Regions from separate parts of the Homo sapiens genome. Here all the other regions are linked to region 1. Evidence: chromatin loops called from intact Hi-C (ENCODE). Cell type or tissue: MCF 10A. All regions are shown on one strand.

Region 1 (2,500 bases):
TCTATGGGTTTGGGTCCCTTAATTATTTCTTCTTCCAACCTGATATCTCCTGAAGAGAAAGATCCAGGACATCCCAACTGAAACAGCCCTCCCAGAGCCGGCATCACTGAGTTTTCAGCTGGAATGTGCCAAGCTCTGTGCAGAAGGGTGGCAGGACAGACTGGGTGTGGTGGCTCACACCCGTAATCCCAACACTTTGGGAGGCTGAGGCAGGTAGATCACTTGAGCTCAGGGGTTCAAGACCAGCCTGGCCAACATGGTGAAACCCCATCTCTACTAAAAAATACAAAAATTAGCCAGGCATGGTGACGGGTGCCTGTAGCTCCAGCTACTAGGGAGGCTGAGGCAGGAGAATCCCTTGAACCTGGGAGGTGGAGGTTGCAGTGAGCCAAGATCATGCCACTACACTCTAGCCTGGGCAACAGAGTGAGACTCCCTCTGAGAAAAAAGAAGGGTGGCAGGACTGACGCTCCAAGCTCCTGGGCGTATTTTTCCAGGAATGAGGCAGAATGGGAGCTAATTCACTCTCATTCTCCAATCTGGTCCCTCATGGGATCAACACTAACTTTAAAACCTCCCAGCACAGAGCAAGGCATACAACTTACATCCAATAAATGCTTGCTGAATGAATGAGGCCGTTGATCCTCTGGCTGGGGACAGGGGCATCCTGAGATGAGGATGGAGCAGAGAAGCTGGACCTGTCGGTTTGGACTCTTTGTCAGGGTGTTGACCAAACACAGCAAGCCCTGTGGTGGGGAACAGGAGGGTGAGATGTATCCCTGACTATTGGAAGTCTCTGATCTGTTATTTGAGACAGAAAGGTGACCTTTTCTAGAATATTTATATAGAGTCTTAAAATTTGAACTGAAGCCACTGAATACAGGTCTTTCTCCCTCTCTAAGTTTAAAAAAAAAGATCACAGAGCAAACTTATATAAAATGATTATTTGTTAACACTGTTACCATCTGGAATGATCTCATTTATTGTTTACTATTGGTCTCTCCCACTGAAATGGAAATTCTCTAAGGCCCAGAGCCTGGTCCATGTTGTTTATCACTCTCCAGCATGCAGAACAGCACTGTTCCATATTTATTCATTAGGTTCCTAAATTTTTAATAAAAATAAATACTGAAGGGCCAAATAATAAATACTTGGAGGGGGTTTCACTTTGATTGTTTAATGGAGTTTTACTACATTAATACTATTAAAATTAATTAATTATATTATAATGTATATTCAAGATGTCCCATGGATAGAAATAAACTGAAATACTGTTAAAAGCAACTGGTGAAGATTTAAGATAGGCACCAATATCACAGTCTGCTGTTACTTCACTGTGTTTTTGAAGAACTTTGCAATAGTTATTGTCCCAAACCCAATATCATCTCTTTATTATTTTTTTCTCAAAGTCATAGGAACTCTTTCCAAGCCTGTTTATCATCTAATGTCTCATTTAAATCTCCCCAAAACTTTGCTCTTAGTCTTTTCCTTTATTCGTGATTAACAAAGTCTGATAGAGCTATAGTGCAATATCATGCTTTGCCAGCAGGCGTCGCTGTCTGACAAGATGTGATCCAGTGTGAGCACTACAGTAATTTATGACCAAATGATCTACAAAATGAATCAATGTACTAAATTAGGGAATATTATGAGATCAAAATTCTGCGAGAAGTCAGCTGTGATGGCTCATGCCTATAATCCCAGTACTTCGGGAGGCCACGGCAAGAAGATCACTTGAGCCCAGAAGTTCAAGACCAGCCTGGGCAACATGGTAAGACCCTGCCTCTATTTTTTTTTTTTAATTAACATATAAACACTCTACTTCTGTTTTGCATCATGAGATAAGTACACATCTTATGCTAAGGATGCATAATAGATGTAGATTTTATTAATATGCTTCAGTGTTCTTCATGTTCTGGTGGATCTTGCTACAATTCTGTGTTGTGGATACCAAGCTTTTCTTTAAAAAAAAAACCTATTATCTTGAAAATTCTCAAAATCCTTGATTTCATTCTAGCACAATTAATTGTGTTCAGTTAATGTTGGTTGAATGATTGCACCACCTCCCCAGTTTCTGGGGAAATGTGTAGAGCAGTTCTACAGATGAGAACAGGAAATCTCAGAAAGGTTAAGTAACTTGCTCAAGGTCACACAGCTGATGAATAGCAGAGCTGGGGGTTGCATTGGGTTTGTCTATTACCAAATCCTTTGCACATTTGCTCCAATCAGCAAAAGGGATTCAGAGAAGATGGCAGCCTTTAACACTTGTGAGGGCAGCAGGATTCTGTGCTAAGAGCTCAAGGCTCAGAACCATCATCAGAAAAAGCAGCTGATGCTAATTCACCATCTATCAAGTTTCTCTTCACCATTTCCCGGAGACAGATTAAAGACATGAGCAAATTGTGCTGATGCAAGTGATAAAATGTGTGTGGGGGTGGGGTGGAGTTGGGGAGGGGGTTGGGGATGACACCACTGGGAGCCCAGAGCCACCTCCCTCCCG
Region 2 (2,500 bases), 170 kb after region 1:
TTACAGTTTTTAAAAATTTCTTTGCTGTTATTTTGATGGAGTTTAGAGGAAGGGTTAAGTATATGCATTCATTTGCCGTTTCAAACCAAAACCCCTAAACCTCTGGCCTTTTAAAATGGAATTCCGGGCTGGGCACAGTGGCTCATGCCTGTAATCCCAGCGCTTTGGGAGGGCGAGGCAGGTGGATCACTTGAGGTCAGGAGTTTGAGACCAGCCTGGCCAACATGGTGAAACCCCATCTCTGGCTTCACCACTCAACCCACAGGGTTCCTGGGCTGGGCTCCCTCAAAAAATGCTCTGAGCAGCTTTCACTCATGACCCCCATGCACAGCGAGAGCTAGGGCCATGGAAATTCCGTGCCTGGACCAACCTCGTCTCGTGCAGCGTGGAAGAGGCGCGTAGCCCAGTGCTTGGGTTGGGAACCTCGTCATCGTCTCCTTCACGGTGATGAACAGCTACTGAGAAAGAAAAAAATGTCTTCACGCAGTTTCTTGGAATAGTAGCTGCACCCGCGATTAATAGAGTCTGTTTCGGTAGAAGTTTTTTAGAGAAAGGAAAACTGTCACCAGCTCCATTTTGTCAGGTTCATTTCTGAGGAATCTCTTGACCACCGCGGCTTCCAAGTGGGATCGATGTTGGACTTGCAAAAGGGGAAAATTATTTTTGACTCATAAACTGGAATGGAAGCCAAGGAAGAAACTCGGTTTGTGGCCTGCTGTTGCTAAATACAAAAATTGATTATTTTATGGAAGAAGAGCCATGGCCAGGTCAGCTGTTTTTCCCTCATAAAATCATTCAGCGACCCGATAGGAAACTGCAACGCCTGTGAGTCGTTTGCAGAGTGGTGCAGCTGTGAGAATTCTCCCTGGAAGGGCTGCCCGACCCCTCTCCTGAGCCTCTGAAACTCGGAAGCGAGGCCAGGATGGTGATAAAGGAGGAGTGTGGCGCCCTCTGGCGAGAGTGGGGCTGAGTCCCTCCCAGGAGCCCAGCCTGGGTGTCCCCCTGCTGTAAAGACCCCACGGCGCACAGCCTAAGGCTCAGAGCTTTGCACGGAGTCTGCCCCTTTGGGCAACATGGAGCTGATGTGGTTGCATGTTGGAAGACCTCATTTAGATTCCAGCCAAATTAGGAGAGAGGTGCTTATCCCAGCTGGAGATGCACAGGCGGGCAAAGGGCTGAGAGCAACCCAAAGCTGGAAGGCCAACGGGGCTTAGGCCTCCTGGCCCCAGGTGCTGCCCCGGGAAAAGAGGCCGTAACGCCATCCTACCCAGCCATCGCTGCAGCAGCAGGACCTGTCTCCAGGTTAAGACTGAGCAGACATCAGGCAGCCTCCAGGTTGGCCCAAGCATCTCTCATCTGGAATAAAAGTACTTGTCAAACATCATTATCCAGAATGTCAGGGAAAATAAAAATGAGTTCTAAGGCTTGTGAAAGAGATGGTCTTGGGACAACCCAACACCAGGACTTTTCCTCTGGGTCTGGTGGAAATATTTTGAAAGGCCAAAGAAGAGGGTTCTGTCCTTCCCAGGACCCGACTCAAGGCCTAAAGAAAGTTGTAGGGAGTTCTGGACACGGCACTAATGCTTCAAGAAATCTCTCCAAGCTCGGACTTACTTGCCTGATAATTCCAGGTCTCAGACTGAGCTTCTCATCCAAGGCTGGGTGATTTGATTCCCATAAATCACATCTATCGCTCTGTAGCATTGATAAGGGGCACTCTAGGCGTGAACCTGGAGCCACTGGGAATCAAGAAGGAATTCCTGTCTGTGCCATATGTGTGGTTCAGCGTGGGGGGGGGGTCCTTCCGAACTTTCTGCAGTTTCCTGGAGGGATGAGACACGGCCTCCATTGGGGATTGGGCAAGAATGACCTCCCTGTGCCCTGGCGCTCACACCTGGAGGTTGCTGGCCCACCCAGCCCCTGCAGAGGGTTTGAAGGTCCATGAGTCAGGTCTTGGAAGGCCCAGGGGGGAGCCTGAGAAAGAAATTCAGAAGATTCCATCATGACGTCATCAATCCCCCTGAAGATCTACAGGTTGCATTTACTCCCTGGCTTCAACGCACCACATTTTAGAGAGGTTTTTTGTTTTTTGTTTTCTTGAAGTACAAGAACACCAGTGATGAAACTTGAAAGCATCCTGTACTCATGGTGGATCAGGAAAATAAGAGTTTTCTTAGACTCAGAGTCTTGGTGGGAGTGTTGGTGGGGAGGGTCTGCCCTCTGAACGGGGACATGGTGAGGGGGACTGCACTGAAGCTGTGTCCCCAACTCCTTCCTCCACCGATGCTTCCGTTCCTCATCTCCAAAATGCCTACCGCTCTCACCCTTATCCACTTTTTTTAGTTTTACTTCCGTGGCACACAATTTTTTATTGAGTAGTAATTCACAGGCCCTACAATTGACCCTTTTAAACACACAGTGCTTTAGTATATTTACAGAGCTGTGCGACCATCAGGACAACCCATTTTTGAACATTTTTAGCCCTCCAAAAGAAACCCTA
Region 3 (2,500 bases), 200 kb after region 1:
CATTGCAATCTCTGCCTCCTGGGTTCAAGCAATTCTCCTGCCTCAGCCTTCTGAGTAGCTGGGACTACAGGTGCACGCCATCATGTCTGGCTAATTTTTATTTTTAGTAGAGATGGGGTTTTACCATGTTAGCCAGGCTGGTCTCAAACTCCTGACCTTAAGTGATCCACGTGCCTTGGCTTCCCAAAGTGCCGGGATTACAGGCATGAGCCACCACGCCCGGCCTGAACAGTATTTCACTGTGTGTGTTTTTAAAAATCTACACATTCTAGACCAGGCATGTTGGCTCACGCCTGTAATCCCAGCACTTTGGGAGGCCCAAGATGAGCAGATCACCTGAGGTCAGGAGTTCAAGACCAGCCTGACCAACATGGTGAAACCCCGTCTCTACTAAAAATACAAAACTTAGTCGGACCTGGTGGTGCACACCTGTAATCCCAGCTACCCGAGACGCTGTGGCAAGAGAATCACTTGAACCTGGGAGGCAGTGAGCTGAAATCACACCATTGCACTTTATCCTGGGCAACAAGATCGAAACTCCGTCTCAAAAAAAAAAAAAGAAAAGAAATCTACACATTTCATTTATTTATTTGTTGATGAATATTTGAGTTGTTTCCACTTGGGGGCTATTATGAATAATGCTGCTAGCTGCAAGTTTTTGTGCCAACATAGTTCTCAATTCTCTTGGGTATATACCTAGAAGTGGAATTTCTGGGTCATATGGTAACTCCATGTCCAGCTTTCTGAGGAACTGCCAATCCATGGGCCATGCAATCCATTTTACTGTCCCCATAGCAATGTTTTGAGGTGGGGGGTTAGGCCTGTGTGAACTGTAATGGCTCGTCACCCTGATCTGATTCCCGGGGCATGCACATGGGCAGCACACATGTGTGTATTGTGGGATGTGAACCCGTGCTGTGGAAGCCAACTCTTCAGAGTCTGCTTTCCGAGGAGCCAGTTTCATCAGGCAGTCTAGAGACTGTCGTAGCAATCTGCAACTTCCGTGTTTTCGACCAAGCTCGCCAAGGGAAAGGGCAGGAGGCCCAGGGGCCCCCATCATACTCTCAGCTTCAGCATGGGAGGGAACAAAGTCTGCTCACGGCTGGGCACGGTGGTTCATGCCTGTAACCACAGCATTTTGGGAGGTGAGACAGGAAGATCACTTGATGCCAGGAGTTCAAGGCTGCAGTGAGCTATGATCGTGCCACTGCACTCCAGCCTGGGCAGCAGAGAAAGACCCCATCTGAAAAAATAAAATAAGGCTGGGTGTGGTGGCTCATGCCTGTAATCACAGAACTTTGGGAGGCCCAAAAGTTGGCCCTCGCCTTCGCCTCATGCACGTCTCAGGTTTGTGTGTAAAGTTTCCCCCACCAAGGCGTTTGCAATCTCAGCAGATCTCAGAGCCGGTCACCCAGGTTCAGCCCTTGCCCAGCTTCTCGGTCCTGGGTGGGTTAGCTTGGTCTCGGGCTCCCCCTGGCGGACACTGAGCCATAGAAAGCCGCATCTGGAGGCAGCTGGCAGCTGGACCAAGTGTGACTTGTCCAGCACTTTCTCCCAGCCCACTGCGTGCCTCTCATAACGTGGGTCCCTTCACACTCAAATAAGGTCAGTCCCAGCCCCTGCAAAATCTCTTTTCTAATTGTTAAGAACATTATATTATGGAGAGTTTCAAACATTAAAAAACAGAATAATCTCACAAACAATTAACAACACTCGTCCGGGCACAGTGGCTCACGCCTGTAATCCCAGCACTTTGGGAGGCAGAGGTGGGTGGATCACTTGAGGTCAGGAGTTCGAGACCAGCCCGGCCAACATGGCGAAACCTCGTCTCTACTAAAAATACAAAAAATTAGCCGGGCGTGGTGGCGGGCGCCTGTAATCCCAGCTACTCAGGAGGCTGAGGCAGGAGAATCGCTTAAATCCCAGAGGCAGAGGATGCAGTGAGCCGAGATCACGCCACTGCACTCCAGCCTGGGCGACAGAGCAAGACTCCATCTCAAAAAAAAAAAAAAAAAAGCCCTTGACCAATCTCATTCTCATTTCATATTCACCTGCATGCACTACCCCCAACTGTGCTATGTTAAAGCCAATCCCAGATAACATATTATTCCGTCTGTAAATACTTGTGCATGCATAAAAGATAAGGTATCTTAAACATCACCACAATGTTATTATACACACCTAAAATAAATTTTTCAACACCGCTCACTTATCAGTGTCATATTATCAACAGTCTTATCAATGACAAAAATGTTCTTTTAAAAAAATTTTTGTAGGGCCTCACTGTGTTGCCCAGGCTGGTTTTGAACTCCTACCCTCAAGAGATCCTCTTGCCTTGGCCTTCCAAAGTGCTGGGATTACCAGCGTGAACCACTGCGCCCAGCTGTTCTTTTTTTAAAGTTAGTTTGAATCAGGATCCACTGAGATTGGTTGATCTTCCATTTAAATCTTTTTATCTTTAGGTTCTGTGTTTACCTTTTTTTTTTTTTAACTTGCAATT
Region 4 (2,500 bases), 180 kb before region 1:
ACACCCTCCTACAATTTCAGCCCTGAAAACTCAGAGGGCAAATAGAAACACAGGGACTCACTCCAGCAAGCCTGCAGGATGAGCCCGGAAGTCTAAATTCAGAGCATTTCCTCTGGACCTATCTTACTGCCCCAGCCACTCCTCACATTGAATCTTTGCCTGTAGTTACTTGCACTTCTGCCTCTCTCCAGGAGGGCAGGATCCATGTCTGAGTCCTCAAGATGAACTCCCATGCTATACAGCACTCTGGTGCTAGGAGATGCTCGGTAAAAACATACTGAATGAGGCCGGGCGCGGTGGCTCACGCCTGTAATCCCAGCATTTTGGGAGTCCGAGGTGGGCGGATCACTTGAGGTCAAGAGTTCCAGACCAGCCTGGCCAACATGGTGAAACCCTGCCTCTACTAAAAGAACAAAAATTAGCTGGGCGTGGCGGCACGTGCCTATAATCCCAGCTACTCGGGAGACTGAGGTAGGAGAACCACTTGAACCTGGGAGGCAGAGGTTGCAGTGAGCCGAGATTGTGCCACTGCACTCCAACCTGGGCGACAGAGCAAGACCCTGTCTCAAAAATAAATAAATAAATAAAACTAAAATAACATACAGAATGAGTGACCGAGTGGATCAAAGAATGGGTTAATCTGTGGCCTTTTGCAGGCGTTTGCTTGTGGCCAGGAGGAAGCCCCTAGTTCCACATGTGCAGACTGGGAGGCAGGAACAAGGAGGAACTGGGCCAAGGTGTCAGAGGAAAGCCATTCTTTCGTAGGCTCTCCAGCCAGCCCAGCCTACTCATTTCTGAATTCTGGAAACCCCTGCCATTTAGGATATAATAAATCACTAGGAAAAGTTAGGTGAGTTATTTGCGTCACTGATTGTGAAATTCCACAGTCTTCCCTTCCCCTGGGGCAGCCCGGCCTTGGGTCTGTCCTCACCTTTTAGCTAAATTCCTCAAGTTTAAGCAGCCACCACAGGCCGTCCACCAGGGGGCAGGAGAGGGCCATGACCAAGGACACAGCAGCCCTGTCTGCAGCAGCCCTGTGCCCCCACAGGCCCTTAATCGGCTAAGCCTCGTTTCCTTATCTACAAAGGAGTAACAGGACCCGGCTCCTAACGGGGCAGTGGGAACCAATGCACGATCCGTGTAACACAGCGTGTTGCATGGTGTCTGGTGCACAGTAAGTGCCTGGTCCCCTCTGGCCCATCACTGGTTCTGTCCCCAGAGACGCAACCTGTCCCCTCGGGGGGCCAAACTCAATGCCAGGCCTTGCACCTGGGCACAGCGGCCATGCAGAGGGCCCTGAGCTCTAAGGGCAGCGCCTACCGCTCTGTTGATGTGCTTCCGGACCAGGAGGTACAGCAGAGGCAGCAGCACATATGCCAGCATCTCCCACAGCTTCCCCGTCAGCAGCATCCACAGGACATGGTCCTTGGCCTCCAGGTCGATCCAGCACCAGCCCACAGACACGTCCGAGGCGTCATAGCCAATCTTCTTCAGGGCGACGGCTGCCACAGTGATGACCAACGGGACCCCCCAGCTGAGGAAGGAGGAGAGAAAGAGGCATCGGGGTCAGGCCATGGCTCCCGGCAATGTCAGCCTTCGCAAAAATGACGGAGGACGCCCTTCAGAAAGGGGATGCTCTCCAGAGCCTGGATGGCACAGTGGCCCTGGAAAATAAGAAGGGGTAGGTGTTGCCCTGGGAGCCTGGCTCTACTTTAGAATTCTTCGGGGACTGGCATTAGAATGGAGTGACGTGGGACAGCCAGCTCCCAGCGTGTGCCCAGCTCCTTTTGCATACATGTGTGTACAGAGTTCGAGACCAGGCTGGCCAACATGGTGAAACCCTGTCTCTACCAGAAATACAAAAATTAGCTGGGCGTGGTGGTGCACACCTGTAATCTCAGCTACTTGGGAGGCTGAGGCAGGAGAATCATTTGAACCCAGGAGGTGGAGGTTGCAGTGAGCTGAGATTGTGCCATTGCGTTCCCGCCTGGGTGACAGAGTGAGACTCCATCTCAAAAAAAGAAAAAAGAAGAGTTTTGTATACATGTGTGTACAGAGCACAGGGCCAGGCAGGTGTGTGTTTGCTGCTGTCGTGACTGTTGTGAGTCACGTCCTGCTGTCCCAGGTTTCAGGCCTGTGGTGCAGACAGTGGTACTGCGTGAGGCCTGTCTGGTTTCTGTTCCAGGAAGCCTTGGGCACCAGCGTGCGAACACCTGTCCATGCTCGTGCAAATGTGCCACAAACAATCAGCGCCCCCTGGTCAGCCCTTGGGTCTAGGAGTGCACACACTGGGGGCTTAGGGTTGCCTGGGCAGGGAATTCCAGGGTTCTGCTTACCTTCGGCAGGCTCTAGGAGGGGGAACGTGGGCTTTGGGCAGTGTGTCCCTTTGGCCTTGAGGACTTCTTACACAATGGCGGGGAACAGAACCTGGCAAGGGTCAACGGGGACCTTTGAAAACATAAAGCTCAGGTAGGGGCCCCTCTAAGGGCAGTGTTGGGCT

Evidence for each region. A loop is a pair of places that touch in the nucleus more often than their neighbours do. Peaks named below come from ENCODE experiments on the same cell type or tissue, not always from the same donor. Only the 100,000 strongest peaks of a DNase experiment are listed, where the experiment ranks them.
Region 2: it touches region 1 in a loop (23-fold over the local background); 93 of 110 quality-filtered maps call a loop at or near these places.
Region 3: it touches region 1 in a loop (20-fold over the local background); 96 of 110 quality-filtered maps call a loop at or near these places.
Region 4: a loop joins it to region 1, with 5 times the contacts of the local background. A loop is called at or near these places in 7 of 110 quality-filtered maps.

What each region holds. Positions count from the first base shown.
Region 1 is chr1:9,287,641-9,290,140 of GRCh38, forward strand. No RefSeq gene overlaps it. Among named protein-coding and RNA genes, the nearest start is that of SPSB1, 4.0 kb to the right of the region's middle. In MCF 10A, a CTCF peak has its summit at 1,528 (motif pointing right); a DNase peak (open chromatin) is centred at 1,551.
Region 2 is chr1:9,455,011-9,457,510 of GRCh38, forward strand. No RefSeq gene overlaps it. Among named protein-coding and RNA genes, the nearest start is that of LINC02606, 27 kb to the left of the region's middle. In MCF 10A, a CTCF peak has its summit at 947 (motif pointing left); a DNase peak (open chromatin) is centred at 931.
Region 3 is chr1:9,489,774-9,492,273 of GRCh38, forward strand. No RefSeq gene overlaps it. Among named protein-coding and RNA genes, the nearest start is that of SLC25A33, 48 kb to the right of the region's middle. In MCF 10A, a CTCF peak has its summit at 1,461 (motif pointing left); a DNase peak (open chromatin) is centred at 1,468.
Region 4 is chr1:9,109,956-9,112,455 of GRCh38, forward strand. It overlaps GPR157 (G protein-coupled receptor 157), which reads right to left. Exons shown (of 4, transcript NM_024980.5): 2 at 1,321-1,534. Among named protein-coding and RNA genes, the nearest start is that of GPR157, 18 kb to the right of the region's middle. RefSeq lists an enhancer at 734-783. In MCF 10A, a CTCF peak has its summit at 995 (motif pointing right); a DNase peak (open chromatin) is centred at 896.